Regions from separate parts of the Homo sapiens genome. Here region 1 is linked to region 2. A link is a contact called in ENCODE Hi-C or POLR2A ChIA-PET data. All regions are on one chromosome and are shown on one strand. Each heading gives the region's core, a stretch centred on a gene start or an enhancer-like site at or near the end of the contact. The rest is flanking DNA. Distances are from core to core; before and after follow the strand shown.

Region 1 (4,005 bases), core at 1,082-3,581, 430 kb after region 2:
AGGCCAAAACAGTGGCTTATGAATTAAATTATTAGGTGTTGCTTCAATAAAGTATTGAATTGAAATAATTCAATAAAGTATTTACTTAAATTCCTTGATTTTACTATAAGGCAGACAAAAAGTAGCCAAGGAACTTCATTTGCAAGAACTAATTAGCAGTTGTCAGAGAATGAAATAATCTTCATTATCAAGACACTGGTTACAACTAAGTTATGCCTTTAAAAGTGATTGATAATAGCAGTAATGAGATTGAGAAGCTACTGGCTGAAACATATTGTCATTATCTTTCAATTTTTTACGACTCTAAGAAGTCATAATGATAAGCAAACTCAAAATGAGAAATGGTGATAAAGAGAATGGAGAAAATGTAAATCCACATCAAACCAAAGAATTCTCACCTTCACAGTACAATTAAGAGTTTAATGATTCCATCTTTTCATTAGAGGATGGCATTAAATAGAAATGGTAGCTATGCTTTAACATATTTCTTAATTCTCTGGTAAAATTTAAGCCCTGCATACAACCATAATCAAAATGGGACATTCTAATGTTGCTCCATCTTTTGAAGACCACGGTATTATGATCAAAGCGTGGAAAATGATGGAATTCTAAAATGTTACTGTAGATTGTAAATTAAAGAGGAAGACAGGGATAGAAAAACCACATGTGAGAATACTTTAAGTGGCACCTTATAATTCTTTAACACTGGGAACACTGAGTACATATTAAATATTTTTAAAATTAAAACACTATCATTATCACTATATTTTAAAAAGTCAGATATGAAATTTTTTGGTGCTGAGCAAATTTCTTTTTTATTACCAATAAGCAATTCTGTTGATCCTACATATCTAGTACAGCTACAATTTCACTGTGGATCTAGATCACAAAGTGATTTTCTTATGCCAAATTTAGGACAAGTATATACAAAACCACTATCACTTCAAACTTAATATCTTCATAAAAACTCCAACACATTATCACTCCCACCTAGTAAAAATAGCATCCCCTTAACTTTTATGATACCTTAATTCTCAAAATGACCTGTGTTTGAAATGATATTTGACTTCTCTAACTTCTTTTGCTTTAGCCTCAACATCCATTGGGCCTGGAAGTTGAAAAAATGGGCATAGCAAGAGGAATGTGTAAATGTGATAGAAATAATTTGGATCATTGCTGTTAAGTATAAATGAGTATTTGTGATCTATCATATTTGCTGAAGTTTGACATTAAGGTGGTACATTCCAGTATTATGTATCACTTTCTAGAAGATCAATGAAGTAGAAATGCAGTGACAAGGGTGTCATCTAGAAAGAATGAAAAGAAATACATCCAAGAACTCAAACAGCTTGCTGGGAGAAATTCCAGGATGTAAGGACACCAAGGGAACTACTGCAGCCCACCTGGAACATATTTGTTGTGTTTGTTCCACATCTTGTGCCTGAGATGGTTACCAATTCATGTATAATATAAACTGTTTTTCTTGAGTAGATGTGAAAGTGAAAAGTCTTGTTGATACTCTTTTCTATGCTACAGCTTATTAGAAAAGATAAGTACTTTTAAAGGGAGTAGAAAAACTAATTCAGAAAGGAAGCCAAGAAGAAAAATTCTAAAGAGGCTAGGGAATCCAAACCATCATTAAGAATATGGCAAATGTGAGGCCGGATACAGTGACTCGTGCCTGTAATCCCAGCACTTTGGGAGGCCGAGGTGGGTGGATCACCTAGGTCAGGAGTTCGAGACTAGCCTGGCTAACATGGCAAAACCCCTCCTCTACTAAAAATACAAAAATTAGCTGGTGTGGTGGCACAACCTGTAATTACAGCTACTCAGGAGGCTGAAGGAGGAGAATTGCTTGAACCTGAGAGGCGGAGGTTGTAGTGCACCTAGATGGCGCCACTGCACTATAGCCTGAGCTACAGAGTGAGACTCTATCTCAAAATAATAATAATAATAATAATAATAATAATAATAATAATAATAATAATATGGCAAATGTAATGAATTTATATACAGAAGAAAGATGACAGATATGTAGAGTACTGAACATAGTTAAGTAATCAATGACTTGTTTTATTCAAAAATGGAAAGTTATGATTTTCTAATCAAGAATGGCGAATCTGGTCTTTTTGAGAGTGACAACAGCATCTCATGCTTTATGTAACAATAATGAGCATCCAGAAAAGCTAGCTGACATTAGGTAATTTCTTGGCTAGGAAGCAGCTGAACACAGGTTTGACAGTTTGCTGAGTGGGGAGCTGTGGTCTTCCTGACACGTGTATCAAGATCTAAAGGGCAGCCAGAAAAGACGTATCAAGCTAACTAAATGCTGACACATGCAGGAATAAATGACAGCACCGGAAGAAACTTGGAATCCCTCGTGACAGTGAAGTTCTGGATAAGAAAGTGAAAGACATGACAGCACAGGTGTTGTTTTCATTTTTTCTTCTAGTTTTATCTCATGACTTTAGAAGTGAAAAAAAAAAAAAAGCTGTGAAAGTAAACACCTGGCCATTAACAACAGTGTTGAAAATAAGACTTGTCTTTCTGGCTGTTAGCTTAGAATAACTGAAAAAATAGGCTCCTGGAGTTTTATGTACATTTTATGAAGAACGCATTTGAAGTAAAGTGAAATTGGGGTGCATTAGTTAAGATTCAGTTTGGCTTAAAAAATTGTTTATTTCTCCATGCAATAAACATCTGGAGGAGTGACAACTCTGCTCCACAAAAACATCTGGAAGTTTCCAAGTCCATTTAGCTCACCGTTCCATAATCTCTTTGTTCTCATAACCCAAGGTAGAATCCAAATTCCAGCAGGAAGGTGGAATAAAGTGATTAAAAGTGAGCATAAAGGGCTTCTGCTGGGTACCTTTTATGGAAGACTTTTGGAAGTTGCCATAGGACACTTCAGTTAAATCGCATCAGCTAAAACTTGGTCACATGGCCACATTAAGCTGCAAAAAAGACTGGGAAATGGAAAGTTTATTTTGTGCAGTCAGCTAAAAATTCTATTGCTATGGAAAAAGGAGAGAATAAAAGTTGGGAACAATTAAAAGTCTTTGCTCAGAAAGTTGGGGAGAAAAATGCGTACATATGATTGAAGGAATGAACATCACAATGAATGACATTATACTGTCATAAGCTTGAAGACTTAAGGGGCAAAGATATGACAAGAAGAGAATAGAAAGCTTATTATGCCTCATAAGAAAAGGGCTAGAATCAAAACGTGTAACTTCAAATGGGTAGAAAAAAAGCACAGATGTAATGATAAATAGTAGATGGAAAAGTTACATGACATTACAGATGAAGACATTTCCCAAATTTGCTAATGACAAATAAGAGAAAGGAGTATCTAATTTTTTGGGTACCATACATTTTAATATACTCATGTATCAGTTATTTGTGATTTATTCCATGCCAAATTATAAACAGAATTAAAGTGGCTGAATTAAAACTCACCATTTCTTAAGCAATTGTATGTGGACCACTCATGTTTCCAAAGGTACTTGGGGGATTAATTTAACTAAAGGCATACTGTAATCTTTTTTCAACTGAATATTTTTTAAAAACATTTTTGTATTTTTTCAATTTAGAAAAGAATGGTTTGAGTGCCTCCACAAACATATCAAATATGAATGCCAGGAATTTAGAAAGATGAGACAGATTTACTCACAGTTTAGTTAACTCATCCTTTTGTCATTTAATGAAGTCATGATGATGTTCACTATTATATAAATAAGTTCATTCATTGTCATATGCTGCTAAATTTATAACCTTAACAAACCATTGGTTAACAAGAGAAAGTATAAAGAACATTGAGTTAAATATAAGTTATTAGAAGCATAAAATAACTCCAAAATTCGCTTTTATTTTTTAAATTGATGTATATTTGACAATTTACAGTTAACTTTTAGATAATTTTCTTCAGATCACTACAGTCCTAGTGCCAAGAATGGGTCTGGCAATAAACACTCAGTAAATACTTGTTAAATAACTTGTATGTTA
Region 2 (3,719 bases), core at 909-3,408:
AAGCCATTACATGACTCTATGGCATAAAGAATCAAGAATTCCACAAAATTGAGAAATCTCAGTTCCCAATCTACTATTAAGTTAATGGTTCTTAGCCGTCCTTTGAGAATACGATGAAAATAATGGATTCTTGCCCTAGAAAAAGGCATATAAAGAAGCATACTCCTTCTAGGTCATTCATGGACCCCTGAATTAACTGCCTATCGCATAAATGAGGTGAAGACATCACTTTTCTATATATATTTTCTGAGTGTATAGGGAAGTGGAGGATTTTCAAATTATTCTTTCATTTAGGGTTAGGCTGGGGAAGAGGCAAGAAGTACTGGAAGAAAAAAAAGTCAACAGAAAACCTTCTTCCATGTTTTTTTCCTAGTTCTTAAATTTCTACAAGGTTTTAATAGGTCGTGGACTTTGGAAAGATGTGGAAAGGGGAAAAGGCTCTCTAGTTTAAATAATTTGCTCACAGCACTTGCTGCTAGGATAATCACAAACAGCTATGCTAAAAATTACCATCTAAATAGTTAATTATATTTCCTCTAGGATGAAAGGAACTCTAAGTATACATAAGGTAGCATTACTGGTTTTAGTCCTGGCATCCTAGTGAAGGAACAAAATGTTGAACCCTTTCATTAGTAACACACATACAAGGAAATGATTCAAGGAAAATTCGTATTCATTTGTCAGGCTTTGAAATCTCAGGTATTTATGATAGATACCTTCAAAAATGTTTTTAAATTAAACTAGATACAGGCTGTATACAGAATACTTCTGGGTCACATAAATGCCTAAGTGTATTTGCCAAGAGACTCTGTATCAATTTCTCTTTGGTAATTCCATGTATTGTTTTATAAAACTCATTTGTGTCTTCAGAGTTACATTCACATAAAGCTTTTTTTTAAAAAAAAAAGTCTTCTGTAAAAACAAGTATACACAACTAGGAAGCTGTGCTTTGCCTGCTAAGAGTCCGATTTCAAAATACAAACCGGCTTCAACTACATATAGACACATACAGGAATTTGGGAAATCTTATCTCATTAATTCAGGTGCTAATTATCCAACTGTAAAATTAATAGGCAGAAATTACTAGCCTCTCTTCTTCCGTCATCTAGTCATCAATGGGCAAGGCCTTCGAAGAAGGGAATAGAGAGTGAATAAACTTGGACTTCAAATTAAGTCGTTTCGCAGAGATCTTAAGAGTGGAAAATACTGGGGGGGAAACTATTGTTTTCGATTACTTTTAACACTGTTATCATCCCTGCCTGCTACCACCTACTAGCATGCATAATCAGGAATTTGATGCAAATAAAAATAAAACAGAACACTAATAGGACTACTTTGCGAATATGAAAACGGGTTCGAAAATAAGCTTATGCTTTACACCCTTAAAATAGAGCTAGCTTTAAAAAAAAACCCACTAATTACAATTCTTTGCAAAATAACTGGATAAAAGGACAAGGGGAAATCGTAGTATCGTTTCTTAAAAGAAACACCTCCGTAAAACCACTGCAAAAACAATGCTTCGCTCCATTGAACACAGACCTAAAAGGCCCGTGACTTCCCTTCATCTGTAGTTACCACACATTCTCTTACAGTCTTTCTGGGTGAGAAGCCTTCAAACGCCTTTCCACCTTGAAAACACATTCCAGAGCTGAAGGGAATGGGGGAAGCGGGGAGACTACTAGAAGTTATAAGCCCTCCTCCCAGGAGAGCAGGGACAACTTGGAGCCTTCTGACCCCTTCACCAAGCAGGGGAGAAGCGGCAACGGCGAGCCCTCCGCCTGGGAAGTAATCAGGGTTGGAAAAGCCCCCAAGTCCCAGGCAGCAGCTGGAACAATGAAGGAGAGCTGGGAGCTGCCAGGCTCCCAGGTGAGGGGGTCTGCGGCCGCAGGACCGGCCCCCGGTCCCCACGTTCGGAGAACTGGGCCTGGCCTGTGAGGAAGCGGCGACCCCAACCCCCGGCTCGGCGGGCCCAGCCCAAACCCGCGTACCTGCTCCGTGGGGGCTCGGTCCATGGTGCCTGCAGCCGCAACGGGCCCGCGCTAGTCGGTGTAAACAGCGCCTCGGGCCGCTTTCTCCATGGCCCCCCGCTCGGGTCCAGACTGGGTTCCGGACCTCCGCCCCTATCTGGCTGGCCGCGACACCGATTCGGCTACGCCACTGGCCGAGGAGGCGGCTCCAGCTCCGGGAGATGGAGGAGGCGGTGGCAGCTTCGGGGAGGGATCATCTGGGACGGAAGCCGAGGAGGGCCCGAATGGGCTGGAGGCGTAGTTAGAAATGGAGGCGCACGGAAGGAAAAGGAGTGGGGAGGAGGCAGAGAGGGGCAGTGGGCGGAGTGACAGCAAATGGCCTCAGCAAGGGTAGGAGGAACCCGGCCTGGCCTGGAGGCTAAGGCCAGGTGGAGGCGCCCAGGAGCAGGTGCCCCGAACCACACGCCACCCCTGCGACTGTTAAACGAGAAGTGTCAGACCACTTGGGACCCAGGTCTCCCGGGACTTCAAAGACCTCTTCAGGATCTGAAACCACCTCTTAGTGATGTTGGAAAAGCTTTCATCTGCCCACCGTACATCTGCTCCTTCCTTATGTTACGCAAATAAAGGGAGTCATGACTATAAAGGAATGAGAATATTCTGAAAATAATGGAGTCTTGCCCTAGAAAAATGCATATGTAAAACGCATACACAGAATGACTGGAAGAGGCCCGCTAGGAAGCTCCCCACAAATATTTATTGAGAGTTAATTCATTATCCAGGTTCATGCCCACTTCTAGGCTCACATCCAGGCTGACCTCGCCCATCTCAGAAATCCTAATTTTATGCAGGATCTGTATAACACCACCCAACGGGTAATTATTTTATCTTCAGATCCTTAGCTCCTTAAGGGCAGAGACTGTCTTGAAACTGGGCACTACCGTTAGCATGGCAAATTTCTTCTGGGCATCTCCTCAGACACACCCTCCAACACCCACACCCTCTGTGAAGATTCAACCAACTGCGGATAGAAATATTTTGAGGAAAAAAGAAATATCAAGTACAACAATAAAATACAAGTAATACAGTTTAACAACTGCTTATACAGCATTTACATTGTATTAGGTATTATAAGTAATCTAGAGATGATTTAAAGTATATCGGAGGATATGCATGGATTGTATGCAAATACTACACCATTTTATATAAGGATCTTTAGCACTCATGGATTTTGGTATCAGCAGGGATCCTGGAGCCAATATCCCCCCTGGGATACTTAGGGACAACTGTATAAGCTAAATTACACTTAAGTGAAGGTAGAGTTGAGGTGGCTGCTGTTTGGGGCACTGGTGTGGAGATCCACAGCTAGGAATGGGAAAGAGATTTTAAGAAATTTGCTTTGTCATGCTTCAGGAGATATCAGTAAAGACTAATTGCCTTTTCAGTTAGTCTAGGTTATTAGTCTGGTTATTAGACTCCAATATGAGGCTTGTTATGTGAAGGCCCCTTGCTGTACTTATGTTGATACAGGTTGGGTATCTCTAATGGAAACTATGAAATTCCAAACCCTCTTGAATCCCAAATGTTCCAAAATTAGAAACTTTCTGAGCACAGACATGACATTTAAGGATAATGTTCGCTGGAACATTTCAGATTTTGGACTTCCAGTTTAGAGATGCTCAACCAGTAAGTATAATGCAAATCTTCCAAAATCCAAAATCTGAAACACTTATGGTTTCAAGTATGTCAAAA

What was found. Hi-C counts contacts between places; a loop is a spot of excess contacts on that map. ChIA-PET counts read pairs that join two places held with the same protein, here RNA polymerase II (POLR2A). Pooled maps may share reads with other maps.
Region 1: a loop to region 2 is called in a pooled map, with 5 times the contacts of the local background. The contact joins the enhancer-like site here to the promoter of SECISBP2L in region 2. A Hi-C loop is called at or near these places in 1 of 37 single-sample maps with no recorded cell type and 3 of 50 pooled maps. POLR2A ChIA-PET finds 5 or more read pairs at or near these places in 2 of 52 experiments (AG04450 and activated CD4-positive, alpha-beta T cell).

The regions. Positions count from the first base shown.
Region 1 is chr15:49,469,545-49,473,549 of GRCh38, forward strand. All of the region lies in intron 11 of FAM227B (family with sequence similarity 227 member B), which reads right to left. All of the region lies in intron 2 of FGF7 (fibroblast growth factor 7), which reads left to right. Among named protein-coding and RNA genes, the nearest start is that of FGF7, 48 kb to the left of the region's middle. RefSeq lists an enhancer at 2,515-2,564. Within about 2 kb of position 2,332, at least 2 of the 41 ENCODE cell types and tissues checked have a DNase peak (open chromatin) inside an H3K27ac peak, as active enhancers do.
Region 2 is chr15:49,044,288-49,048,006 of GRCh38, forward strand. It overlaps SECISBP2L (SECIS binding protein 2 like), which reads right to left and starts at 2,159. Exons shown (of 18, transcript NM_001193489.2): 1 at 1,989-2,159. The coding sequence starts at 2,012. RefSeq lists enhancers at 1,616-1,755, 2,046-2,395, 2,496-2,625.